Regions from separate parts of the Mus musculus genome. Here region 2 is linked to region 1. The links are chromatin loops, found by intact Hi-C in ENCODE. Cell type or tissue: left cerebral cortex. All regions are shown on one strand. Links, peaks and the distances in the headings refer to the core of each region. The heading gives the core; the rest is flanking DNA. Region 1 overlaps Pak3 (p21 (RAC1) activated kinase 3). Region 2 holds the start of Pak3 (p21 (RAC1) activated kinase 3).

Region 1 (14,934 bases), core at 4,240-12,239:
AGATATTTTAATCTTTCTCTGGCTCTGACTCTATGTGGAGCCTATAGAATTCTAAGATGAGGAAGAGGGAGAGACTAGAACTGTACTGACAACATGCCCCTGCCTAGCTTTTCCTTTTAGCTCCTTAATTGGGTCACAGAAGTAGTTCTTCTAGGCTTAGCCTTCTGCCATTAGGAATTTTTAAAAAGTACTATGATGGGACTTACTCTGTCCAAGACATTTTCAACTTAATGGTGGAGTCAGGGGGTTGCCTGATGCTCCTGAGTGAAGATATACCACATAGATATTACTTCACATCCACTTGTGCTCCGCACCATACCAAGTGGTGGTACAGACATTATTTGACACTCACTTGTGCCCAGAAAGACTCCAGTGGAGGAAGCCATGCACAAATGAGATTACTGTGGGCTTTTCTCGTGTTTGTAAATCTCTAGATCCAAGTTCATGTTCCTCTGGCTCATTTCTGGGCCTGTGTTTCTTTCGACTCTCTTAGAAGATCTGCAATCTGTCTCGAGTATAAGGAACTTCCATCAGCTTGTCTTTACCTACGCCTACAGAGAAACCTCCTCTGGGGACTCGTTAGTAACAGCTGTTGAAATTTCAGCGGGGTCTACATATGTGTGGGCCGACTCACAGTAGAAACGTATGTTATCATTCAACTATCTCATTAACCTTTTCTTTCCCTTTCTTCCTCTCTTTAATGAAGCAGAGATGGATGCTATTAAAATGTATTTTTAGCATACACTTTAAGCACAGGGGTTAATTGAAAGAGGATTACACAGGGTACCCATACATCTAAGTGTGGGTACAGGTTTCTCAAAGAGAGAATTGCCTTCTATTCCTCTGTAGAATGAAGTGTTCCAGGTTAACAGAGTATTAATATATGTGGGTAGATGTGCCGTGCCTAAGTGAAGCAGATCTGCCCTTTCCATGTGTATAACCAACAACAGTTTTATATCATAAACATAAAACATAAACATAAATGTGCTATTATTCATGGCCCAGCATTAAGGAAATAGATCTTTCCCTTACCGTCTTCTGAGGAAAATAGATAACAAGTTACGGCATGATTTTCTACAAATAATCACACCACGCAAAGCTCACCACTCTCACCACTGTTGTGTGGGATTGGTTAATGTTCTCTTAGCCTATACACCACTGAGAAAGTGTGTAACTACGAAAATGTCAATTTGTGAATGCACATAAGATGTTCAGAACAATATGTCTGAAGTTGAATGTGCGGGTGGGTTGCTATCAGTACTTGTGAGTCAATGTGGATAGATGGGGGTTACTGTGCCTCTAGTGGAGAGGGAGTGCTGTTCAGTGCCAGTGTGGAGACATATATTATCAATGTACCCATAGAAGAAGCTAAGAGTGTGGAGAACTTTACTGGAGAGTATGGGACTGCTCAGGCATATAGGTCAAAATGAGTAAGTGTATCTACCAAAGAGTTTTAGTGCGAATGTGGTAGGGTGAAAAATGAATGAGTGTAAATATCAATAACTGACATGTATGGTGTTAGCGACTACTTGTGTCAGTACATGTATGTATCTGTATGAACTGACTAGTGCAATATAAATTACCCGTGCATTGTGGAACATACCAGTAAAATGCATACTAGTAACTATGAGCACTGTACATGTCATTATATGTACCCTCATATGATATATGTAACAGTGTGAGGGTACACCCATATGAGAATAGGAGAGTGGAAATGTGTGCAAGGACTAGTATGTGGTAAGTATAAGAGTGTTTGTGTGAAAACATGTAATGGCATGAATAGGTATTGTTATGTAAGAGTATACAGGAGAGTTATGTGTTCAAAAGAATGAGTGGAAATGTGTAATTTGTAATGTGTAGTTCTGAAAGTGAGAGTGCATATTTTAAAATGCATGCGTGCAAATACATGGCTATGCATTAAGTGTGTCTGTATTTATAATTTTGTATGAGTAATGAAGGAGAATATGTACATGCCAATATGCATCTCTTTGTACATATCTGTACATAGGTGATGGTGTAAAAGGAGAAATGATGACACCAGGTGAACATGACTGTATTTATAGAAAAAAATGTAATGTATAGCTATATTTCAGGTTGTGTGTCTGAAGGCATAGTATTGAACGGGGTGATTATATACCAGGGTGAAAAGGAAGTTCTTGAGTGTAATATGGGCAAAATGTCTGCCTCCATGTCTAAGTGTGAGTCTCTGGAAATATGATGTGCATATCAGTGAAAGCAGACCTGTCAGTGGGATAGAGCAGGAGAGTGTAATAGTTCAAAAGTATACAAAAGGTTGAGTGGGTGATACTGTCTATATTGCTATGCTCTTTATATACAAATAGGGTGAGGGTGTGTGTATACCTCTGTGTACCGCAGTTGTGTGTGACTGTGAGGAAAAAATGACCATATCAGTGCAAACATGCTAGATAATATAAAACTGTTGTATTGTATATGGCTATGACTATGAAAAGAAGTTTGAGTTGGGCAAGGGGAAAGGCAGGGTATATCTGGGCACAAAGTGTTTGATTTATATAAGTGTGTTAGTAAGGGTATATATTATCATATTACTTACCTGTATAATGTGAGTAGATATAAAAATGTGTGAACATATCGAGGAATATAAAACCATGAGTAGGTGGGAACATTCAAGTGGGGTAAGGTGTATGTGTTGTATCATAATAAAAATGTGAATTTTTGAATACATCTATTCAGCTGTGTGTAATAGGCTTGTAAATATGCTTATATATGAGAGAGAGGTAAGAATGATAAGTGAGGGGGAACCTGGGAAGGGACATGACTCAGTAAGTACTGAATAATATTGAAGGCTAGGAACCTCTCCAGAAAATGTCTTTCCTCCCCAGATAGACATGTTGTTCTAGTTCTAGACTTGCCGAGCTCCTCCCAACCTCTATAATGGAGATGACAAACAATGCTTATAAATTCAGAATAAGAAGCATGAACTAGTTGAGAAAAAAAAAAAAAGAACTCCTTTGCAAAGTGCCTAGCTCAGTGTTGGCAACAGTAGATAGTAAATAAAACTTCTTATTGTAGCTGGCATAGAAATCGCAGAAGAGATGCTCAGACACGCTTATTATTATTACCAGTTCTAGTTACCTTCTGTCAGTCAAAGTCTATAGAGGATCCTGGACCTCTATAGGTTTCTAGAAAGGTGAATTTCTAGAAAGTCGAATGCATCCATATCTTCAATTCCATGGCTGAAACTCTGGTGCTTTCCTTTCATGAGAGTGCATCACACAAACTCGTGCTGCTGGGATATAGTTCTACCATCTTCTAGGCCCAGGTTGTTCTCAGAGTCAAAGAGAAATGGCTTACATAGTCTTGGCTTGTTTGTCTTCTTGAAATTCTTTGGGGGTGGGAATGTTGACTTGGGCAACAGGATAGATACCTAAGCAGCCGACAAAGACACAGAGAGACTCAGGAACATCAAATCCTAACTAGCCATCTAAGCTGCAGGGTATAGTATAGAAGAGCAGGTGAAGAAGGCAACAGAGGAAGCTACTGTGATGGCCTGTGGGGCAGACAGAGAGAAGGGCAGATGACAGGCATGCACAGAGAAAGAGAGACAGGCCCCATGTGTAAAGCTGCTTATACGGGACAGTAAAGACCTGTAAGACTAAAGACATGCCCTTGGTAATCTAGTTTCTCTGTTCAGAGAAATACTCCAAGAACTCCTCAAGGAATGATGTATGATGAGAGGAAAGCAATGCATGCTACAGATAATGCCTGCTACAGACAATGCATGCTAGAGAGCTAGGGGAGGGCATCTGCCTTTGCTGCCTGGTTAGGTGGGAAGGGAGAAGGAGGGTTGCGCCAAATTTTAGTCCCAGAAGCAAGGAAGAGTGGGTTGGGTACATTTGACTAGGAAGACCAAATTAAGATTATGGGGCAGTTGGAACTACAGGATCTGATTGGAGGATGGGGCAGGATCTGATTGAAGGATTTCTGACATGTGGCTGAAATGCCACTCAGATGTCCAGAAAGGAGAAAAAGAAAATGACAGTTTGATGGGGAGCATTTTCAGGTGCTTGACATTTGCAAAGGACTTGCCAATGACTGTTATGTTGTTTCTCCTCCTCACCGCAAAATGTAGGTTAAGGCTGTCATTCGGATATTAGGGCTGGAGGAACCAAGAGACAAAGGATAGCTATAATAGACTGAACACCCCAGAAAGAAGGGTCATACTGTGAGGCCTAATGTGGGGTCTGAGTTCAGATAAGTACGCAAGCTTTATTGGATCTCAAATACCCCAATCTCCATGCCCTGAAATTCATTGCTCACCTCACATAGCCACCATTGCAGGATCTCAGCAGAGGTGAATGCGGCCTGTGAGACTGGGCTGGGCTGCCTTGAGCTCTGACTGACCCGGTGCTGTGCACACCAGTTACCACATGATGCAAAGACTCAGCTGCCCTTTCTTGGAGGAGCCTACTGAGAAAAGCATTGTGGGAAATACTAAACCCTTTCTACAGCTGCCACTACTCCCTCATCTTACCGTCATATGTGCTAGGTTCCTGCGTGCGTACACACACACACACACACACACACACACACAGAGAGAGAGAGAGAGAGAGAGAGAGAGAGAGAGAGGCAGACAGATAGAGAAACAGAGACAGAGAGAGAGACAGAGAGACAGAGAAACAGAGACAGAGAGAGGGAGGGAGAGAGAGGGTATTTCAGATAATCATTTAAGAAGACAAGTGAGTCAGAAAGGTAAGATATATAAAAACATATTGCCCCGTAAGATTTTGGAAAGAGTATTGAGCTGGGAATTAGGAGTTGAGAGTACAGATTAATAGCCTCACTATTCTGGGCCTATTTCTTATCAACTATAGAAGATCTGCTTCTCTTGTAATTTTGGACACATATTAGGCAGGGCTAAGTTAAATAAGATGCATGTGAAAAATGTCCACAACTTTCAGAATTAAGGGTAAAATTGCACTTACCAGACAGAGATGGCGCAGTCCAGTGCATAAGCTGTCAATAGAGGTAAATAGACTGAGACTGTCTAGCAACCTGCCACTACTATACAGTTTTTCACCCCTCAATTCTGAGTCCCCACCTCCATTCCAACCCCTTCAGCCACCAACCTCTTCCTTTCAGGAGGTATCTGGAGAAAGAGTCTCTCTGGCAAGGACGCGCCAAGTTTCCTACTGCCTCACAGCTGTGAAGGTTCTAAACCTCTGACCGTAATTGCAACTTTTGGCCTATCTTCAAAGAAATGTTTTCCACAGCTTGTGACAAATTTTGTCAAATACAAATGATTTGTGGTTATTTGGGGTATGATGTACCTTGTTCGCCTCACAGAGGTTTCTGTGTCTAATTGTGATGGAAATGGGCTCTCTCTCTCTCTCTCTCTCTCTCTCTCTCTCTCTCTCTCTCTCTCTCTTTCTCTGCTCTTCCCCTATCTCATTGTGGAGCTGGAATCTAGAACCATCTGAGGCAGTCACTCTTACCATGAAGCTAAACCTTCTGCCAGAGACAGGCTCTTTTTAACCCCTCTAGTTTCTGCTTTTTCCACCATCACTTGATCCTCCTCCCCTCCCCGGGGGGGGGGGGATGACCTTCCCCTTTGTAGACCTCTGAGCTCTACAACCCCTACCTAATCCCTAACATTCCCACCCATACACAAGCAACCATAGTTACCCTGCAAGGAGAGCAGCACATGCCTGCTAATTCAAACAGAGCATGTCCCAGGCTAGCACCCAGCTATTAGGGGACAAGAAAATATAGAGTTCTAACCAAAATAGCTAAAGAGAAAGGAAAATTGAAGTCTCGGGGAGCCAAGGAAAGCCCCATGATCTCCAACTACATCTCTTATGATAAAAGAACAATGCCAGACCCTGGGTCTAGATCACAACTGCCCCTAGCATCTGTAGCATTCCTGTGTATTTTCCCATAGGCTTCCTTATTAGCTTTCCAAATACCTCCCACTGCGTCACTGAGCAATGAGTCACCTCCTCTTTCTCTGCATGAGCTCACGTTCTTTGCAGGAAGGTGAGGTGACGTAGGGAGGTAAGAACTGTCAGAACTGCCGCAAGTGACAGGACATGAGGACGTCAGATGTGGCCCATTCCTGATGCCACAAGTGACAGGACATGAGGACGGTCAGATGTGGCCCATTCCTGATGCCACAAGTGACAGGACATGAGGACGGTCAGATGTGGCCCATTCCTGATGCCGCAAGTGACAGGACATGAGGACGTCAGATGTGGCCCATTCCTGATGCCACAAGTGACAGGACATGAGGACGGTCAGATGTGGCCCATTCCTGATGCCGCAAGTGACAGGACATGAGGACGTCAGATGTGGCCCATTCCTGATGCCACAAGTGACAGGACATGAGGACGGTCAGATGTGGCCCATTCCTGATGTCGAAGCAAATTCCTGGGGAAGCAGCAACTGATTGTGGGGGGAGAGAACAAAATGCCAGAGACACTGGGAAGAGGGTGCGTGCAACAGCCTGTACTAACCAAAAATCTCCATCTTTCTAAGTTTTCCTTGGATATACCTTACTTTCCCCACATATCCCCATTTGGAGCATCAAATGGTACCTTCTCGGTAGTTTGCTTTGAACCCACCAGTTGTGTAGCTTGAACCAGTGCAGAAGCAACTGGCAGGTAACCAGGTATCTACATTCCTTCCTTACTGAAAGTATCTTTTGAGTATAGCATAGTATTTTGTATATTAGCAAAAGCTGGGTCCGGTATATTTGTGCTATTTCTTGCACTGTTAAATGTGTCTGTGTATACGATGTGTCATACCTATACTATGTTGTGTTTATACTGAAACTGCATTGTATTATATGTACAATGCTGCGTTTATATCATGTCAGATATGTTTATCTTGCCGATATGCACTGTATTTCTGTAATGTGGTATATGTGTTTGGATCTCTACCATGCATGGTACAGGCATGTGTATATGCCATGTGTTTAATTTGTAGTGTGCAGCACATATAGTCTATGCCACGTTGTATGTCTGTACAGAGTGGTGAGTGATGCATAGCTGCATTATACTGTTCAATTCTACTTCCTTGCCTTCTGTCTGTAACTCATACCTCTTATTGGAAGCTGGGAGTATGGATGAACACATCTTATACATATCTAACTTCTCTTTCCTTGCCGTATTTTAGCTTTTTGCCAGAATTCCTGTCTGAGGACTAAAACTATCACCTTGGGATGCAGATCAAAGGCAGTTATGAAAATTACTCTTTCTTCCCCAGAAACATTGGCAAGTGTCTTATGTAGCACTAAATATTTCTGGACTCCTGGTTTCTTTTTCAGGCCCAAAGAAGAAGAAGAAAAAAAAAACATACAAGGGAGAAGAGAGTGGTACCCCTCCCTTTAAACCCACTCACACTGGAGAAGAATGCTCTAAAGGAGGCTGCACATCCCTGACTTACTCCTTCAGTCTTGATAGAAGGAATGTGCCTTTGCTTGCCAGGAGTGAGAGCAATGTAAGAATACTGGCACCCTTGATGGAGATCATGGGATAGCAATCAAGAGCTGAGAAAAATGTTTCCAGTGTGGTCACTAGGGGGCGATATTGTGCTGTCAGAGATAGTGGTCTGCTTAGGGTGCAGAATTCCAAAGAATTCACAAGGCTCAGATAGAGAGGAGGGAAAAGGACTCCCCCAAGAAGCCCCTCTTTTTCTTTATCTTTATCTTCATTCTAAACCACTTCTGTTTTGAGATTGCATTAGGGAGTTAAAACAGTAGTGCGGATCAGTGCCGCTCTCTCTGATCTGTCTTTATATACAAAGTAACATACAGAGCTTTTCTGGGGCTTATAGGTTGCCCAGCAAATACAGAATTGGGCTTCTCCTTTTCCACATGTTCTCCACTCACATGAAATAGAAGTGAAATCATGCAGCTAAAAGATGAAATTTGTGGGTATCTGTTTTGTATTGGCTTTCCCTAAAGTGGAAAACACACAAAATGCAAAGAGATATTAAGGGCTATTTTCTTTTGTTGCAGGAGGTCTGTACTTTAAAGGCTGTCTTAAGTACCAAGTATAAAAGGATCCACTTCCTAAAATGTTCCTGCCAGAATAGAGAACACCTGATCTAACTTCCATCTTTTGAAAGTCAAGGAAACAGGACATTCAGCCAAGAACACCTGATTTCTGGGTTTCCAAGTTCCAGGCTATCCTAGCTTTTGCCCAGCTCCCCCCCCCACACCCCACACACACAAAAATCCTTTCTCTATATCAACCGTCTTCTACCCCAGAAAACCCTGTCTTCCCCTCAGCCCCGTAAGCTTCTGGACCATTCGCCCCATGATCCAACCTCTCTGTGAAAATACATTTGACATGACTCTTCTCTCCACCAGCAAATCGTTCATTTCTTCTTAGTCTTCAAGGTCCACGTCCCCTATATTGCTTCACCCACCCACCCCCCCAGTCCCAGCTGTAGCTGTACCGTTTTACCCCCTGGTTGCATCCCCTGGGTGCAGCACAAATTGTCCAAACGTGCAGATAATTGACCAAATGTGCAAATCAGACACGGATCTATTGCATTGATTAACATTTCCAATTAAACTCCCGGTTAGACTGCTGGTGTTAGTGACTCAAGTAATCCCAAGTAAAAGCATGTGCCTTCTTACACTGCAGAGTGCTGCAGGAAGCACCACACTTCTGGGAAGAAATGGGAACACTTGACCTGGAGGTTCATTTAGTTCTCTGGCATTGCTAAATCAGATTGTAAATGTATGGCTGTTAGTTGATCTGAGGCTAGGGCTTCACACCTGAAATGGAGGACTTGGGCTCTCTATGTCGCTACGGTTACTTTTCTGCCCCCTGCTGGCAAAGCTATTTAGTGTGGATTTGGCCTGGAACTCTACCCTGGCCCTGCCAAGGGAACCACCTAGCTCTTGACAGGTGTAGGTGTGAATGTGGATGCGGGCTCGTGGGGAGCTTGGCTAAAGCTTAAGCTGAGTCCCAGATGCCTAGAAAGCAGCACTTATCCTCCAGGGTGAAGGTTTTCTGCTGTCCTTGTTGGACATAAGGTCCAGGGAGCCCTGAGAAAGATTTCTTCTGTCTCTTTGTATCTCTGTCTCTCTGTCCATGTTTCTCTCTCTCTTTCTTTCTTTTCTTCCTTCCTTCCTTCTTTCGTTCTTTCTTGTCTGTTTTTGTCCTAAACCTAACTCAGCCATGCAAAACAGTCAGACTCCTGTCTCAGATACTAGTCTCTCCTGTTCCCCCCACCCACCGTGCCCTCTGTCACCCACTATGAAAGCATTGGTTTTTTTTTGTGTTTGTTTGTTTAAGACTGCTCCCCATCACATTTCTTCTCATTCCTTTGCCTGAAGTTACTGGTTCCTGAAAATGGGTTACAAAAAGTCCCGTATAAGCCTTTATTGAACCATTGCTGACTTGACTAGCAAAACTTTTCCATTACCATTTCACCAGAGGAAATAGGACTCTTGAGCTCCTGGCATGATGCTGGCCTTTTTATCTCCACTACAGCTCTGCTTCTACCAACTCCATTAACTTCAACCTATTCACTCCGATTTCTAGATCTGATTTCTCTTGTATCAGTCATTCTCTTTGACCCTGTGCTTAGGCTTGACTTTATAATAGCAGAATCTCTAATGGCAACCCCTGCCATCTTTACTCTCATTTTCCACTTTTCTCATCTATCAAATAAATCTACTACCCAGTCTCTCCCAAACCCTCAGCAAACATGTCTTCTCTGTATACCACTTCCACCTGTAAACGGAAATGCCCACAACCTGTAGGAATGATCAGCACTCCTATGTTCCGGGGGTCTTGTGGACCATTGCTTGCACTCTCATCACAATGTGTACTTGTCTGTTGGGAGATTTAAAGAATCTGCCTCTTACATACTGAGGTCTCTCTGGATTCTGGATTACCAATAGCCAGCTTTAACCCAGCATACCTTCTAGATTCTTTTCATGTTGTGTCTTGCACGGACATAGAGGAGTATGACATTTGTATCCAGGAAAAAAAAAAAGAGGACTATTTGGCTCTCTTCCCAGATTCCAGCCTATTAATCATCCATTTACGTCCATTACCACAGTGAGCCCCTTTACTCAAAGGTGCCTGTGATTGGATGCTCAAGTGCCAAATCACACATCCTGACCAATTATAATTTTACACATGGCCCAGTGAAAACCACACTGACCTTTTATACCTGGCTCATCCTAGAACAGGGCCACAGTGCTGTCACCAACAGGAATGGACCTCCTTCTGTTCCAACACCTCAGACAGCCATACAGTTGGCCTGGATTTGAGTCTGCAAAACCATTGGGGAAGGGAGCAAAACTAACATGGCTAAGGGCTTCCCCGGTGGAAGCCACTTTTTTTTTTTTTTAAATAGCACCGCAACCACCCCCATCAGGCTTTCCAAAGCCAAGGCACGCACCCTTCCCTCTGCTTTTACAGCCCACACAGCCCAGAAACCCCAAGAATCTAGAAATGGACTCTGGAAGGTGGGAACAAACAAACAAGCAGACAGGCAAAAAACAACCCAATGGAGCCTCTGGTTATCTCCTTAGAAGAACCATCTATATCCCCCAACACCCACACTCTACCCTCAGCCACCACCTAGGGAAGCAAAGCCTGCTAGAGCCTGAATCTAAAATGTTCTGTTCACTCAGAAGTATGTCAGTCATCGTAGCAGGTCACAAACTGAGGGCAGCGTCTTCTGGGAGCTACAGGAATGGGAAGGGAGGAAGCAGCAAACCCAATGACCCCCACTCTCCAGATAAAGACAGGGGCCAAGGGGGGGGGGGGAAGATGCCAGGCTTTTCTAAGGGCCATATTGAATCCATTCAGTCCCCGCAGAAGAAGAAAAAGAAAAGGGGGAAAAAAGGTCCTCTTGTCATTACCATCCCCCCAAAGAGAAAAGGGGAGGGGGATTTTTTTTTAAAGAAAGGAAAGCTCCCTTTTAAGAAATTTGGCACTTTTCTGTTTCACTCAGGTTGTTCTGATGCAGACTTGGCCAGACTGCGGCCACACCCCCCTCCCCTTCTCTGGAGGGCTGCTGTCAACAGTATGGCTGAGGCGGGGTGGGGGGGTTCAGGGGAAGATGGTAGGAGACTTACAGTCTGACATAGCTTTCAGGGCGGATTTTGCCCCAGGCGGCCCAAACCCCAGTAAGCTAACCCTGGGCTTGGCTAAGGGAAGAAGCCCAGGTCCTTCAGGACCAGCCCGGACACACCCACTCATCTGCCTGAGCAAACCCCATGAAGCACTGTGCGCTAGGTCCCAGGGCTTGGGCAATGGAGCCACGTAGAAGAGTCAAAGCTGGGACACAGCAAGAGCAGGAGGGGGACACAAGAAAGAACATCTGCCCGGCATTCTCCCCTCCCCCGAGCTAGCTCGGTACAGTACAGAAGTCGCGGGATTTACCTGCCAAGGGTCCAGCCACCCTGCCAAGACCTTTCCAGTACCTCGGAGCACGCTGGCAGTTGGGCTGGGGAGCTGCAGCCCAGCGGCCGCAGCCGCAGCCCCGGGCCCGGCTCGCTCCCCCCACGGCTCTTCTTTCACCCAATGCACTTACTCCCAGAGGAGAAAAAGCTACAGCCCCCAGCGTAAGACCCCAGACAGTTTGCGGCCACAGCTGCCTGCCTACTGTAGAGCCCCTCTGCTCAGCAACCGCTCCCTAGCTATGCTATGACGTCACCTGGGCTCTGCACCGTACCTAGGCCAATCAGATGGTGAGCATAAAAGTAAAATCGCCCTGAGTGGGCTACTGGGGACCAATCTTTTGTTTCCAGGCAGGAAGCGCCCTAGGAGGGGGGAGAAAGTGAAGGGGGTGGAGAGAGGAGAGGGAAGGGAGATGGAAACTTCTACACTGTCAGGATTGTCTAAAGAGGAAGGTGGAGCCATTGAGAAAGACACCAGACAGGAGTGGAGAGGGAACATTTCATGCATCTTTCTGGGTTACAAACACTAGGCTTTGAGATGCGTTTCAGGCTAGGGAACCCATCTACTGGAGCAGGCTTTCTTGAGGAAATTTGGATTTGGGACACCACCTGTCAGCCTAGCAGGTTACATAGACAAGTACGAGGGTGTGTGTGGTGGGGAGTATGTGGCGGTGAAATTAAGAAAGGTAGCAATTTAAGCAGGATAAAAAACAGTCTTCTGTACATGAAATATACATTTCAAAACAGGTGGCATTATGCAAAAAGGAATAATTATTCTTCCAATTGAGTACATTGATTTCACACAAATCCCCTTGCTGTCTTTTCCCTAAAACCTTTACTGATTTATCCTGTCTTTATGAGAAGCTTCAAATATTTACAGGTGTCCTAAGCCATTTAAAATCTACCCCTGAAAAGCATCACTTCCTCCCAAATCCATACTCCCTAGAATTTTGGCAGATCATACAAATTATGTCAAATCTCTCCAATGAAACAATAGGCTGCACAATATATGTATGTTTGAACTACAATGATGTAAAAATTGCCTCCCAACACAGAAGGGAGGGAGCATAAAATTGTAATGGTTAGGTTAATGTCCTGGGATTATAGGTTATTTTGTTCTCTACTTTTAAACTTTTTGTAAATAAAGATAAGTGTATCCTTGTAAAAGTGAATAGCCAAAATGAATAGTGACTCTTTCTGCTGCCCCTTTAATTTTCTCAACACTGCATAAGAACCAACATTCATTTCTTCCCAATTACCACACAATGCATTTTAACACCTAAACTGAATTTCACCTTTTTCCAAATCCTCTGACGAAGAGCCACACAAATGATCTCTTGATTCACAAGAGATAATCACTCAGATAGCTGGGAAAGTCGAGGTGGGGGTGAGAATGAATTCATTTTGAATAACATCAGGAACAGAAAGGGAACAATGATCAACCTCAGACAAAATAGGGAAAAGGATGATAGAGACACAATAAGCGACATGATCCAAACAGGTCTTATGGATGACTTTGCAACATTTTCCTTCAATAAAAAATTACATATTTACACATATGTCAGTATTGTATAAAGACTGTCGAAAGTAGTAGAACAGGGATTTATATTTAAATCTAAGTACAAAGTTCCTGGATTTTCTAATATGCTGGAGTGTATGCTTAATGAAAAATAAGCATGGTATTAATGGCTATGAAAATATGCACTGGCTTTATAAGGTAAGCCTTGTTTTAAAACAAGGTATTTAAAAATAGCCTTTAAAACCCATCCCGGTGGTTACCTTCTAATGCAACGCAGACTCTCTCTCCCATTCTTGATTAATAGGTTGAAATCAGAATGGTTCTGCTTACAATGACTTTGCAGATATCTTTTTAATTAACTTTTGGGTTAAAACAGTAACTACATCCCATTGATTTTTTTCTTTTTTACACATAATGGTGGAAGTAATCTAAGTAATACTGATCTAAATGTCATTTACTTAATGGTAATGTATCTTATTTGTAAATTGCATTTATGTTGGGTTCTTTCAAACTAAAATACTTTTTAAAAAAAAAAGGAAGCATAACAGGATTTTCCTGGTAATGATTCAATGGGGTATTGATTTAAATTGTAATTAAAAGGTATTTGATTTCACTCTAATCCTCACATATACCTCAGCTATAACTCGGAGCTATTTATGCAGTCACTTCACGTGGTTATTTCAACATTTCATGTGTGTATTTCTTCTCTCCCCAGTGATTACAGAAACTAAGTGTGGGAAGGGGCAAAATCCTATTAGGTTCTTGACAAATGGAAGTCTAGTAATGCCATTCAAACAACTAACTAACTAACTAACTCCCACAGTCTTCTTCTCCCTTGCATACAAGTGCCTCTGGTTTAAGGATACATCCTTACTTGGGATGTGTATCATATTTCTCAGGTTACAAACCTTCTTTGTATCTCACCACTAAATTCTCACAATACCCACAACAGTGTACCTCAGCAAGCATTATGATCTGAAATTTCATCGAATGAACAGTGGAGTTCCAGGGCTTTGAAGTCACCAGCACATTGCGTCATAGAAATACATGGTCATACAAACCAGGCTTCCTTCTCTATCTTCTAGGTCCTTTGTATCATACTATAAGGCAATTTATGAGTATATTTAAGGGATAAGTAAGAACGTTGTTTTCTTTTTTCTTTTTTTCTCTTCTTTTCTTTTTTCTTTTCTTTTTTTTTTTTTTTTTTGTCCTTGTGGTACCAAATGAGATGTGCCATCAGCAAAGACTAATGTCATTCAAAATTTCCCTTTTGAGTTTGTGTTTCTGTGTTAGTTCCTAGCACCCAAACCACATCTATGACTTACAAGTCTATAATTTAGAAGAGAAGAGAGATATCCAAAGTGGGACTTTTATAATATAAGTAAATTAAAGTTAGTGTCTTCATTCCAGTCAAATCGTAAACTAAGGAAATATTGCACACTCTCATATAGCATACCATTAATGGGACTAAGAAGTGAGTAAGATTTTATCAAATTAAAAAATGTATATATCATTTTATCTAGCAATCCTAAGTCGAGGAAGATGTTTATAGATATCTTCATGACAGCATACCAAGATATATGCTCAAGAATATTCATTGTTTAATCTAATGTAAGAGTGTGAATATCATACAAATGATAGCCTAAATATCCCTCAGATAAAAACAATCATGTGGAGTCCCATATGCTAAAATAAGAGCACACCTTGACACATTTTTAGGTGTAAAAAGCAATTGCAAGACAATAATGTACGCTATAATTTTATATTTGTTAAAAATTGTGTGTGTATGTGTGCTTATACTGAAATTACAGACCGCAAAAATCAGCAAACCACTGAAAGAGTGCTCATGAGAATAAATGCTGTAAATTATGACCTACAAGTATGTGTGTTTTCTTTATATAGACAATGTCAAACTTACAATGGTGCATCTGTTTTTTTGTTTTGTTTTGTTTCGTTTTACTTTACCATGATGCAAAAATGACGTGCATTCCATATAAGCTTTACT
Region 2 (14,934 bases), core at 3,801-11,800, 150 kb after region 1:
TACGACTATTAAAAAGAACAAAGTAGCTCCTGCACACTTTCAAAAAAGTACCCAAATGTAGTTTAGTGAAAACGATGTGGATATGCACATATATTTTTAAAAAACAGCCTGCACAAATACACACAATAAATTGTGAACATGGCAGTTAATCAAGGTTTAAGAAGCAACTAACAACCTACATTGTATTTCTGTTTTTGTAATAAACATTATATGTGAAAGTCTAAGGGAAAGACTACTTAGGGGACAGGAAAAGGATGGGAAGAGATGGGAGAGAGACGTGTAAGGGTAAAGGATAAGGATGTGCATTCTCTGCCTATGTTATATTCATATTTCCAATGAGACAGGCTGTGCAAAAGTTTTTCTTTTGCTTCTTTTTTTTTAATTGAAAAAATTTATACGATGTATTTTGATCAGGATGCCCTCCCTCTCAAATCTTCCTAAGGTCTTCATCACCTCTCTCTCTCTCTCTCTCTCTCTCTCTCTCTCTCTCTCTCTCTCCCTCTCTCTCTCTCATATAAGCAATCAAAACAAGCAAACCATAATTGGAAAAAAGAATACAAAAAAACCCCACACAACCATAAACCCACAATATTGGCAAACATAATATAAGCAAAAGACCAGCAAGAACAAAACAGTGCCAAAGCAAAGCAATCTGAGACAACAAGTCTGAAGAAATACCAGAGTTCGTTTTATGTTTGCCATCTACTGCAAGGCACAGGGCCTGCCCTTCAGTATGGTGTAGAACTTCATACATGAATACTGAATCTCCATCTTCATCACCTCTGCCTTCCTGATACAACTACTCCCATGTTCACCCTTTCCCTCCAAAACTCATGTAGCCAAATTATTATTGCTACATGTATACATACATATGTATACACACCTGTATGTATATTTATGCACATACATGTACATCCCAAGGCATTTATATTTGTATGTACATGTGTTCAGAGATAACTACTTGGGATAGGATAACCTATGTAGAAGCTAATCCTTGGAGTAAACTGGTCCTACATCTCTCTGTAACAATTGATCACCTACAGGTATTCCTGCAGGAGTGGGACACTGTAGAATTTTTCTTTTCCATGTTAACGTGTCAATTGGTAATGTCATTTTGCTGGGATTGTTCAGGTAACTATACTGTTGAAATTTCATGAATACATTTTTCCTCTCAACTCTGGGGGCAATTTGGGTGTCCTGGATCTATGGTTCTGACAGTCCTTCTGTCCCTGCTTCTGGAGGGGAGGGGACATCTGCTCTAGGTTCTCAGTGGATGCTTTAAAAAAAAAATCCCAGTTTCTATACTTCTGTAGATACTAGATTTTTGTAAGACAAAGATCCCTATGAAATCTAATGAGTACCCAATTCTCACACTTTGGTTGGCTGCTTGGCTTGGTGAGTCACTAGTAGTGGAGAAAGACAGAGCAAAGTCTTGGGGTTTTTGGGGGGAGGGGCAGAGTTCACTAGATGCCTATCCCTCTGTTAATTCTGCTTTATGAGAGCCCTACCAAGCTTAGACCTAGATGTGATTCTCAAGTTTCATTGAACAAATCAACCCAAACGCCCCTGAAGCACATAAAGTGACAGTATAGTAGGTTGGCAGGATAGTTTATTCTCAACAAGTAAAGGCATTTGCCTGACAATATGAGTTCAGTCTCCAGGACCCACAAGGTAGAAGGAGAGAACCATTTCCTGCAAGTTGGTGTGTGACCTCCATATGTGTGCCCACCCCTACCCCAAATAATAAACTGTGTTTTCTTATCTATTAGGATGGCTTGTATTACTTGGTAGCTATGTGACTTGCCCTTTTTTTCACCATCCAAACATGAACCTTCCACAGATCTCCTGTTCCACGGCTCTCTCCTCCTAGTATAACATCTTCACTATGTGTCCCAGTACACGGGATAGCTTTGCTCACTTTCCAGCATCACATTGTCCTCAAGTCGAAAAGACTTCTTTTATGTATGGCTAACAGACATCTTTCCTATTGCAGCTGTAGCTTATTGCTTTCACGTGGTGAAGAACTAACTAATCATTGCACGGAAGACTCTAAAATCAATATGTCCAACAACTGTCTATCAGATTCAATCTCAAGCTGAGTTTGCTATGGTGATTATTTATTAATTCTCAAGAGGATAATAATTCCATTCTCCACTGAAGGAAGTTTGTAAAGAAAAGAATTTACAACATCAAGGTAATCAGGAAAGTTCAGTGCCCATGTAAATACTATTTTATTTGTATCTAAATTACCTTAAAGATGGCTTCCATCTTGTCAAAATGGACTCCTAAATAAATATTTAAGAGGTCTGGCTTGTAAACAGGAGTCTAGCCCTGAATGGAAACTTGAGTCACTGGAAAGGAGCTCCGCAGCCGTAAACTCTCAGAAATGACCCTTCAGAACTGTTTCTGAAAGATAATTAGTGTGAAGAATAAAAGCAACTTTCCAACCAAATTTAATTCCCACCTCCAGTGTTCTCTGGTCAGCAGGGTGTGCTCAGACTGATGAGTTTTGCTGAATCTGTTCTGATGGCAACTGCAGATCAGGAAATTAAAGGGCATAGTGAAATGTCCAGGATGTGAAAGGAAATAAGCTCAGAGAACTGACTCACAGAGGTTGAATGACGATAGGTCCTCATAGTCAAAGCACAGTAGAGAACTGAGGTCAGCTGCCCCAAGTGCAAAAGGTAAACAAGATTTGGGCCTGAATAGTCAGGAATGATTACCTGACATCTTAGCTTCCCCTTCATAATAACCTTGAGGTCATAGACAGCCTTTCTTCTAAGGAGCTCAAAATACTTTGCAAAGATATCTTAGTTGTCATCCCACCATCGCAGTCAGTGAGTCTGATGATTACTATCAGCTTCATTTTACAGGAGGAGGAGTAGGAGAAGGAGGAGGCACCATACCTGCCTGTCTACCTGCCACCAAGCTCCTAGCCTTTACAATAATAAACTAACCCTCTTGTTTGGTTGGAATCCCTGGCTTATAACTGCCCCCCAACACACACACATACATGGTCCAGTAAATTCCATTCCTCCAAATATAAAAAGGTGCCAAACATTCCTGACAGCTGTCCCAATCCCACTCATCTGATGTCACCAGCTACCCAAGCCCTTGCCCTAGATGACCATACCTTGGCACAAACCAAGTGTGTGGCAGACACATCATTTTCCTTCACCTACAATCTATAAAAACCTTCCCTGACCAAAAAAAAATGGTGCCTTTTTACAGCAATAGAACAATAACCAAGACAGAAGAGGAGGAGGAGGAGGAGGAGGAGGAGGAGGAGGAGGAGGAGGAGGAGGAGGAGGAGGAGGAGGAGGAGGGAAGAAAGTCTGATTGAGACTGGTGAAGCCAGTCAGTCAGCTCATATTTTATCCAAGTTTACCCAACAAGATACCAACTGCCTCTGAACTCAGCAGAAGAGTCTATTTGACCAGCATAGTCCTCAAATACTCTTAAGACCAACCGATCAAGTGGTAGGACTGGCTTTATAGACAAACATATACTCCTTTTTTTTTTTCTGGAGAGTCACAATATGCAGTAACCCGGTAGAATCTTTTAGAAGCTCTGGAATTACCAAACCTATGCACTTGAAGCAATAATTTCTCTAAGTTGACTACAAAACCCTCACTCTTCTTTCTTTCTCCTGCCCTCTCACTCTATCTGACCTGTGGGCACTCTGTCTTGTTTGGAACTCACATCAAGAAGGGTTGGATTAGGATTGGGTTGATCTGAGTATTAGCACAGCAGGCCTATCAGCTCCATTCCAACCCAAGCTAATGAGGCACTGGAGTACGCTCTTTTCTTAGTAGAGATACTGTCTGATACATTCTGGTATCCACAGCTAATGAGCAAAGAACCTCTATGTGACCAAAGGAGCCCAGGACACCCTTTTGTACTGCAGGGCATTGGCCAAATGGCCTAAGAAGCTGATTCTACTCCTATCTACTTCTGCTTATATTTCTTTCAAACAGAGCCTAGGGCTACAGGAGGCTTCATTTAAGGGAGGATGCATTCATGGTGCCAAGCCATATCATCAGAGTTCATACTCATCACCAGCATAATCGTGGGCCATCAGGCACTTTGAATGAAAATCATCAACCTCCAAGCTTACTTTTACTACTATTCATCAACCTATGCAATCAGCACCAATACAGTAAAACGGAAAACTCCAAATGAGCTTCTGCTGTATCTTAATTGCATGAGTATTAGAGTAGTCATTATATATCCATTTCAAAGCCAATATAGAGCACAGAAATCTTGCTCTACCGTTAATTACCAGTGACACTACTAAAAGTACCTAAAATGTAAGAGTCCCTGAAGATTCTGCCGTGATTAATTTCATACGAGCCAAATGACAAAAGATCACAGCTAATGGATTTGATATTTATTGCTATCATTTTCATATTTTCCTTTAGTGTTTATTAAACATTAACAGCATGAGGGGAAATTCCTGCATGGAAATTGGGAACTTGTTGCATAAGAAATCAAGGTAATAAAGATAGATATATCTGTCTTTATCCACTGACTATGTGAAAAAAGAAATCTGTAGAAATGCAATTTTGGTAAAAGCAAGTTCACTATAAAGATCAGATGGTGACTGCTATTATATTTAATTATTTTAAGAGTATTTGGTTGTGAGCCCTTTTGTAAAGCAACCAATTCTGCTACTTGAATGTGTCCCATTAAGGTCATTTGCATTGCAAAGCTACATTCCCATATATCAGATTTGCTTAAAGCAAAACACACTTAGATTAATAAATGAGGCAGACGTGTCTTAAGGTGGGGATGCATCAATCTGCAATACTGGCTCTTTTCAGATTCACCCTTAATCATCATTCTAATCCATGGAGACACGTTCTGAAATTGCAGAGAGTTTGACAGTAATACTTCAGATTCCCTGCAGTTTTACTTAACTATAACCTCTCTGCCTTTGCACATGCTGCTCCTTGAGCTTAGGATGTCATTCTCCACTTAGCCACCTGGTGAATTAATTCTGCAAGACTTGCTTGACTCAAATGTCACTTTCCCAGTGAAGCCTGCCTTGATCAGAACCCCCACCCCCAACCGGGCACCCCCCCTCCTCTGTGCTTCCACTGTACTCTGCCCATCCCTAGTCATCCAGTTTCCAAGCTCTAGCTTGCATAACAGCCTGCACTCCTTGAGAACTGATCTGATGTTTTATTCATTTCCATATTTCCAGTGCCTAACATTACTACTGACACATGGCAGGTATGCAATAAATGTTGGGTCCTTTGATCACAATCTTTAACTGCTTATCTGGGGGACTGGAAAAGCACATATAGAAATGGTCAAGAAACGTTAAGGAGTTTTGTTCATTTTTACGGATCTTTCTTTGATTAAAAACAAAATGGCTACACACTTTATCTTGTGTTACCAGAAAACAGAAACGACCCTGTATTGAAATTTCGCCATCAATTAATAAGTGCACTTGATTGGCTTCCTTTGCTCTAAGCGTGCAACTTTCGTCCTAGCACAACACAAACTTCCTTGCAGTAAAGACATGAGGATCCACTAATTACAAGAGGTAGGGGAGGCACTCAGGGTTCACTGTTAAGAGCATTGGAATCTTATTGGCTGAGAGAAGAGAACCTGCTTAAGAAAGTTCCGAATATTCTGTGGGTAGGGTGTAAAATGTCCACCAGGGTTTGGTCAACCTAGGTGACAATTTCTCATGCAGAATGTACTAAGTAACTGACCCAGCGTGGGGCGGGGGATTTCCATCACTTTGAAGTCATCATCACCCATTCGAATGTGGGCAAAACAGGTTGGACCTGATCAGCCTGCCTGCATGTTGCTGCAGTCTGGTTTGGCATGGGATGAGACCCAAGGACATGAAATGCCAAGAGTAGCCCAGCCCCATGGCGTAGAACACACAGGGACACACACACACACACACACACACACACACACACACACACAGAGAGAGAGAGAGAGAGAGAGAGAGAGAGAGAGAGAGAGAGAGAGAGAGAAAGAGAGAGAGAGAGAGACAGAGAGAGAGAGAGAGAGAGAGAGAGAGAGAGAGACAGAGAGAGAGAGAGACAGAGAGAGAGAGACAGAGAGAGAGAGAGAGAGAGAGAGAGAGAGAGAGAAAGAGAGTCAAATGCACCAGTCCAACTCATACAAAATTCCACACAAAATCTACACCACGTCCCTGGCACACAGTACTGCATTCCTGTATGCCCAGTCACATACAGGGAGTGCCCCCTCACATTCTCTTACTTCCCTAATGTGCAGGGGCCCACACCCCACATCACTAGAAGACAGCAGCCTAGCCAGGCTCTAGAAGCTGCTAAGGACTGGTTTTGTCCTGTGTAACAAAGCCCCAGACCCCCAGGTGCCCGGCTGGATGACTCCATCCATCTCTCCCCGCCCCCATCCCTCAGCTCCCAGAACAAGGGGAAGCTCAGCTTTGGGAAGTGGATGCTGGAAGTGGGGGCGCAAAGAAAGAGCTTTAGGGATGGGCGGGAGCAGGAGTCCGAGTAGCTTCAGTGCTCTCTCTCGCCATGAACCAAGGGAGAAGAAATGGCAAAGGGACAGAGGTGCCTCTCTACACTATCTCCCCCAATCTATTCATACAGGAACACAGAAAACTGGGAAATAATCCCCCCTTCTGCCTGCCCGGAGCTCCTCCCAGTGGCTCTGGGAGCCACCGGTGTTCCAGCAACCCGCAACAAAGCGCCCCCAGCACAGACCTGTTTCAACCTCTTTGAGGCAGGAGAGAAGGAAAGCTGCTGCCGACGATTCTGCCTTTAGCTGCTGGGCAGGAGGAGCCGGGATGCGGGGAGGAGGAACAGGAATTGGCAAGGAAGAAGGATGAGGGGATAGGCGATCACAGCAGCAGCAGTGGTAGGAGGAGGACGACGACGAGAAGGAGGAGGCTGCTTCAGTGGCAGCTGCTGAGGATGCTCTGGCTAGAGGCAGGGCTGGGTGTGCGGAGTGTGGGCTCACGTGCACCCCATGGCCCGGGGATGCACGCACGCTCCTGTGTGTGTGAGAGCATCTGGGTGTATTTTGACTGTGACTATTCCAATTCCGACCTAGCTTGGAACTTGCGGTTCCTGCAACTAGGCGGAAGTGAAACCCTCGAAGTCTCCCAAGCCTGACTGTTCCGACCTGAGGCTAAGGGAAGAGGAGACACGGGATCCCCTCTTTTAGCCTCCCCCCACCAACTCTGGTAGCTTGCATCTGCACCTGTCACTAGAATCCCTATCTATACCCAAAGAGAAAGGAAACTAAGGAAAATCACTATCACTATCATTCTGAATGTATCACAGGGCTGGATGCTGTTTGGACTACTAAGAAAATAATTTTTGTCTTCACTAGGGCAACTCATGAATTGGTTGCCCAGAACTTACCCGACATTCTACATGTTCTCCTTTCTATTGCTTTATCTCTGTGCTTGTAACCAAGGTGGGATATAATGAATCCACCTTGTAGTCCACTCTCCTAGTTAATATTACTCAGGCTTCTTTGATACCTGAATGTCACAGAATCTTCATACTGGTTTTTTTTTCCCCTGAAGAAGTGCGGTACTCATTTACATAAGAGCTAAGACTAGCTTCCTTATGAGAGCAATATTGCTTATTATGAACTCAGCTTTAGACCAATATGATTCTGTGTGCATCTCTAAAGATTAAAAAAAACAACAACAATTGTAAAAGGCAATTTTCTTTTGTGATTCAATATTTGACGAACTTCATGTTTGGAACCTTGTTTGAAAGTCACTTCTCCACTGTTTTTTAGTATTGGCCTAATAGCTTACATTCAGAGAGCACCTTGAGATTTACAAAGCACACCTTAGCCACACAACTTTCCTACAATAACATCCCTATGACATAGACAGAGAGGATGCTATCACTCCCATCTTACAAACAACAAACTGAAGCTCACCAAGATTACATAGATTTATCTAATATTACATGCTAATAGGTGGGACATCCAGAAATCTGCACATATATGAACACACAAACATACATGAACACACATAATAACAAACATTTAAAAAAATTCAAAGTCATTGGTACGGTGAGGAAAGTCGACAGTACTAACTAAAATATGATTTTTGCAAAAGCATTTTCAGTTAAGTTGATGCATCTAAGTGTACCACACACAGTAATGTATTCAATAGAGTTAAAGTATTTTAGGCCTCAATCTCCAATTCACAGGCAGAATTACTCCTTTGATTTTTCTAATAGTAGTATAAGCATAATTTGAAATGGAGTTGCAGAACAGAACTACAATAGGAAGATGATCTGCTCATGTTTCCTAAGGAAATAAGTTTAAAAGTGGTTTTCCCCACAAGCTAGACCTGTCTTTTCCCTAGGGCATGAAAATGAAAGATTGTCTGCCACCAAAAGAGGACATCTGTATCCTACATGGCAGTCTAAGAAGTTCTATGAGTGTGGATATGATGAAAAAGAAAAACGGCTACTATAATGGGGAAAGCTCACCTGGAGCCAGGCAAACTGAGCTGTAAAACAATGCAGAATGTGCCAAAACAATGATGTACTTCTCATCTGGGTATAAAAGTGTAGCAGTAAAGCAGAGTGATGGAAAGCTAAACAACTGATAGTTGTCTTTACAGAAAAGATAGGCAACAATTTCTTTAATGAGACTCCATTAAAAACAGATAAATTTATTGTTGTTTTAAGGCAGTGCTTCTCAACCTTCATAATGCCATGACCCTTTAATACAGTTCCTCATGTTGTGGTGACCCCCAACCATGAAATTATTTTTGTTGCTGCTTCATAACTATAATTTGGCTACTGTTGTGAATCATAACATCTGTGTTTTCTGGTGGTCTTAGATGACCCCTGTGAAAGAGTCATTTGATCCCCCAAAGGGATCATCACCCACATGTTGAGAACCACTGTTTTAAGACAGTTCTCACTATGTATTCCTGGCTGGCCAGAACTTACTATCGAGACCAAGCTATCCTCAAACTCAGAGACATCTGCTCCCCTTTGCCTGCCAAACTCTAGTATTAAAAGTGTGCACCACCATGTCTAAACCCAGCAGACATCTTTTATTATGAGTATTGACTCAGTACTGAGAGAACACATAATAATTTGCTTTTCTTCAGGGTAGTATCAAGTGTGGATGACATGAGAAACACATGAATAACGAGTACAGCTGATGGAATTTTTGCGATGGAGGACCGAGATCAGGACCAGACAGGGATGATGAAAAGAAAACACTTTGGGTTGTTCCATGGACACTTTGAACTAGGAATCACTATGACTGACTGGAAGGGCATACATGATAAAGACTTTAAAACAATGTACATATTTTATCCAAAGTAGTATGTTGGCATTTCTAAACAAAGTCCCATTTATCAAAAACTGAATAAAGAACTCAATTCAGACTCTATGAGAAATACCTGAATTTGATACTCCTCCAGGGACTCCCTGTTCCAGTCTAGTACTAAATAGACTATTCTTATTTCAGCCTTGCCAAGTACAAAGAGCTTGAGTCATAACAATGCTAACAGCCAATCTGTAAAATAATTGGGAAGAAAGTGAAATCCATTTCTTCTGTCTCTTCTACTTTTTCCCTGCTTACTCTATTGTTCCCACTTTCAACTTTTGGGAATCCAAGTCTTTTCAAACAGGGAAAAGGCAGGCATGGGTAATTCATTCACAACTAAATACCTATATATGCTTTTTTATTTGTTAAATTTTATTTTTCACTTATTTACCTTATATATCTCTCACCACCCGCCTCCCGGCCACCCCTCCCAGAATCCTTTCCCTACCCCACTCCCTTTCTCCTCTGAACAGGTGGGGACCCTCCTAGGTATCCCCACAACCTTCTCACTTTAAGTCTCTGTGAGGCTAGGCACTTCCTCTCCCACTGAGACCAGAAAAGGCAGCTCACCTAGAAAAACATATTCCATCCCATGTACAGGCAACAGCTTTTAGGGTAGCCACCACTCCATGATTTTTTTTTTTTCATCAAAAATCAGACCAACAATAAGAGACAAGGACAAAAATCAATAAAATGTTTCATGGAAGAAGTTTGGACATGGTGTGTGAGAAGAAAATACCTTCAAATTATAGTCAATGTCATATTCTTCATGAATAAAAGAAAACATTGGGATTCTAATTGGTGGCATAACAGAAACACAGACCAGTAAGAGATGTGAATTACTTTTTTCAGCCTCATCCCTTTGCTTTCTGGATGATCACGCAAGGGTTCATAAAGGTTTGATCTCTTTCCTAGGAGTATAGAGCTCCCAAAAATAACAGCCAGACCTTAACTAGCAAGTGCAGAGCTCTTTTCATTACACTGTGCTACTCCATCATCAACTTCTTAGAACACAATAACTGAGCCTTTTCCAAGTGTACAGGCATGACCAAAGGAATGAGAATAAAAGCAGGACAGGAAGACATGCATGGAGCTTTTCCCTAGCAGTTTCTTCTAGGGGACATTTCAAGCAAGGTCAATATGTAGAATCACTTATATGATTCCAGGAACATGAAACTGGATGTGATACTAAAAGTATAACAATAAGAATGAATCTTGCATTGACTCTTGCATTTTTAAAGAAAATCCCTGAAGTGATCAGGTTATAATAAACCTCTATTCAAAATAAATTAGAAAAGAAAATCTCAATACCTCAAGTTCCTGGTGTTGATGGCTCTGTTAATGAAGGCATCATTGTGCCTTAAAACAATTTATTCTGTTAGAATAGAGTGTAATGCATAGAAGTAGCATTATACAGGCTGAGAACGTTGTATTTATGTATTTAGAAATGTGTTTCTGTGTGGGTGTGTGTTTGTGTGTGTGTGTGTGTGTGCGCGCGCGCGCGTGCATCTGCACACATGTAGAAACAATTAATAATAAAATAGGCCATGAATTTGAAAGAGACCAAGAAAGCATATATGGGAGGATTTGGAGGAAGAAAATGAAAGAGTACAATGATGTAATTATAGTTTCAAAAAATAAAAGAAATTATTTTATAAAATAAAATACATTTGTCTTAACTTTATTTCTATTTAAGGTATAGCTAGTTATGTAATATCTAGAAGTTCACATAAGATTTATTAACTACTTTTCCTATCTCTGTGTATGTTTGAGAATTTTCAAATATAGAGGAGAATAAAGATGTGGTCCCTGTCTTCTAAAAATGTCAAGGAGCAGGGCATGTCTGTAATTCCAGGTATTTGTGAGATGGACTCAGGAAGAGCACCACTTCAAAACTAGCCCACACAATAATTTCCAGCTCAGTGTGGACTACAAAGGGATACCAGCTCTTAAGAGCTAAGGATTCAGCTTAATGGTAGAGCAATTATCTAGCATGTCTGTGCCCTGGAGTTACATCCACTGCCCCACATTAAAAGATTCTCTTCTCCCCCACCCCCCATCTCTTAGAACAACTGGAAGGAACTGAGTATTAGATTAGAGGTAGGCTTCAAGTAGTGCTGTACATATATTAACTCATATAGGTTTCAATGTGTATAGTTTTTTTTTTTTTAATATAGGTGTGGAACTCAGAAGGTCCATAATAGCCAAGACAACAAGTAACAAATGCTGGCAAGAAATCAGAGATAGTGGATCTCTAATACACTGTTGGTGGGAATGTAAATTATATGGCAAGTATGGAAAAGAGTATGGATGCCTCTCAAAAACCTAAATATAGAACTACCATATGATCCAGCATCCCCACTACTGGGTTTACATCCAAAGGAAAAGAAATCATTGTGCCAAAGAGGCATCTGCACTCCCATGCTTATTGCGGCATTATTCATAATAACCAAGATATGGAATCAACCTAGTGCCTGCTCATGTATGAATGGATAAATTAAATATAGTATGCATATACAATGGAGTATTATCCAGACATAAAAACCAATTTCTGTCATTTACACAAGTTGGAAGAGAACTGGAGGACATTGTGTTAAGTGAAATAATCTAAGAGGCAGAAGGACAGATACCACTAACATGTAGAAACTAAACAAGTTGATTTTACAGAAGGAGAGCAGAGAAAACGGTTGTCATAAGGTGACTAGGATATAGAGATAAGGAATATATAGAATATTGGTGACTATATAGAAAAACATCACTAGATAAAGGAAAACCTCCAGTGTCCTATATCATGGTACTATTACTAATAGTACTACATTGTTGATTCCAAAATAGCTAGAAGAATTCTCAGTGTTCCTAACATAAAGAAGTTAAAAACATTCCAGATGATAACCATCATATATTTTATTATTATAATAAAATGCACATTGCACAGCATAATCTGTATAATTACTATATGTCAATAAGAGTATTTTATATCTATTTTATTAATGTTGAAAAGGTTCCCTAAACAATCTCCTAAATTTTATGACTGGATAAGGACACAGAGGCCTCTTTTCCCTTCACAATTAAATGAGTTCCTTTTATGAATAAGACTTTTTTTTTCTTCAAAACTCGACTTCTTGGTAAACAAAATGAGACTCTTTTTCAAATCTATGTCTCCTTGTGAACCTCAGAACAATGAGTTGCTAGCAAGAAGAATGTCACCTCACCACGTTTTTGGAATTGATGCATGGTAAGTGTTGGTGCTCTGAGTCTTCTCTTTGAAAGTTAAAGCATGAAGGAAATGCAAAACTATTTTAGACATTTTAGAGTACACATGGTAAAACACAAATAATCCAAAAAAGCCATGCATACACACTGTGTATGTTCCAAATAAGATAAAATGGAATAAAAGTGTATGTTCCAAATAAGATAAAATGGAATAAAAAATGTAAGCAAGGGAGGAAAAAAAACTCAAGAAACAGAGTTACGTGAGGAAGAAAGGCAGACAAATCAAAGAAAGTCAGAATAAATCCAAATATATTTCTAGGATTTCTATAAAGTACAGCAAATACTTAAATTGACATGATAAGCAGGGTCAGAATAAATAAAATAACAATATCTAGTTGTAAACAGCTTACCTTAATTTATGTCTCAGTAAAAAACACAGTCGGTTTTATAGGGGGTAGAGGAAGGACTCTTAAGGGAACTTCTAGAGGATAAGGTTGCATTCCTAGCACCAATATGGTGTTGCACAACTCTTTTGTAACTCCAGTATTACAGGATTTAATGTCCTCTTCTGGCCTCCATAAGCATCACAAACATATGATTCACAAATATAATGTAGAAAAAACACCTGTCCATATAAAAATAAACTGAGTTGAACTCAATAAGGACAACAACAATAGACGTACCAAAGTGGATAGGAGAAAGACCACAGGCCTCAACCTACCTGAAGAACTACAGGCAACTAAAGAATACAAAACACCGGAGTAAAATAGTCTAATTTATACAACTAACAGATGTATGTAGATATATGCAGGTGATAATAATAAATAAATAAGAGTCCACGAATTTGAAAGAGAGCAAGGGGGTTATATGGGAGCATTTGTGGGAGTAAATGGAAGGGATAAATTGAAAAAAAATGATAATCTCAAAATAAGGAAAATAATTTTAAAATTATAATGGAGCTGAAGAGATGGTTCAGTGGGTAAAGGCACTTGCTGCCAAGCTTGGTAGCCTGAGTTCCATCTCTAAAACCCATACATATGATGGAAGAAGTAAACCTTCCTCTGATATCCCAAAACATAAATAAACAAATAAATAAATAAATAAATAAATAAATAAAATGTAAAAATAAGAGTATTAATTTTTAAAAATAAAATACGACTAAATCATAAATCAATCTAAAATACAACTGTAAGAAATCCTTATACATGTAAACTTAAAATAACATTTAGAAGACCTCTAATCAAAAATAATAAAGAAACTTTTGCATATTCACAAAGAAGAGACAGCACAATTATTGTGAGTCAAAACATATGTGTTTTGAATTAAAGTCAAGTGTAGAGGAAATAAAATTTTTCTCTAGAAGGAAAATTCAGAATCCATTAATTAAATATTTAGCTTATCAAATTAAAGAAAGACTATCAGAACAATAAATTCCCAAGAAAACAGAAATAGTGAATATGTGTAAAGCATGATTGAAACAAAAAACAAATGTATAACATCAATGAAGCCAAGATGGAGTTTCTTTGAAATAACTAACTACATCCTTACAGCAAGAGTAATCATGGAGGGGGGGCAGGTCATAGAAATGTACACTTCCAAATCTCACAATTGTTGTTACAGATGCCACAGAGACTTAAAAGATAAAGTAAGTTAGCATGAAGAAGTTAAATATACTTGAAAATGTAGATTTCAGACTGGATACACTATTAAAGGGCATAATTTTTAAGAGTGACATAAAAAATATCGGATTCAAAAAGTTCCCTAGAGGTTGTCACTGAAGCCTTCCCTGTCACTCTTTCTCAGCTGTTCATCTGAAGACATCAGTGTCACTGCCAAAAGTAACTTTCTTGCTCTTTACTGTGGCATTTGTAACAACAATTGTGAGATTTGGACATGTACATTTTTATTACCTATTCCCCCCACAAACTCTCCATGATTATTCTTGCTATAAGGATGTAGTTAGTTATTGCATGGGCTTCCACATGGTTTCTGGTGACAACACAGACCATGAACACAGTCCCTGGCCACAGTAGTAGGCTTGCAGACCCAGACTAAGACTTCAGAGGCAACCCGGACCCTGGACTTTACTACAGCTTTAGTATAAAATGTATGAGTATCAAATTATGGTAATATATAATTAAGACTTTAATATTACTGAATTGGACAGTTATACTTTGCCTTCCATAGTATTAACTCCAGGAGTGAACAATTTACAATGAATAAAGAAAAGAAATGAAAGAAAAAAGCCTTTAGTGCTTGGCAAACACAATAAAGGTGACCTTTTTCTGTCTAATGAAAGATGTGAAAACAAAAACTTCCCCAACCATTCTCTAACCATTCAATGAATCAGAATATAGAATTGCTCCTTCAGGGAAATACCATCTTCAT

What was found. A loop is a pair of places that touch in the nucleus more often than their neighbours do. Peaks named below come from ENCODE experiments on the same cell type or tissue, not always from the same donor. Only the 100,000 strongest peaks of a DNase experiment are listed, where the experiment ranks them.
Region 2: it touches region 1 in a loop (8-fold over the local background); 6 of 42 quality-filtered maps call a loop at or near these places.

Annotation. Positions count from the first base shown.
Region 1 is chrX:143,661,074-143,676,007 of GRCm38, reverse strand. All of the region lies in intron 1 of Pak3 (p21 (RAC1) activated kinase 3), which reads right to left. Among named protein-coding and RNA genes, the nearest start is that of Pak3, 150 kb to the right of the region's middle. In left cerebral cortex, for the core only: CTCF peaks have their summits at 7,554 (motif pointing right) and 8,813 (motif pointing left); DNase peaks (open chromatin) are centred at 10,326, 10,571, 11,259, 11,700 and 3 more places; H3K4me3 peaks cover 2,159 bases; H3K27ac peaks cover 371 bases.
Region 2 is chrX:143,510,549-143,525,482 of GRCm38, reverse strand. It overlaps Pak3 (p21 (RAC1) activated kinase 3), which reads right to left and starts at 6,892. Exons shown (of 16, transcript NM_001195048.1): 1 at 6,720-6,892. In left cerebral cortex, for the core only: no CTCF peak of the experiment used is centred there; DNase peaks (open chromatin) are centred at 5,173, 5,675, 6,443, 6,846 and 1 more place; H3K4me3 peaks cover 2,004 bases; H3K27ac peaks cover 1,233 bases.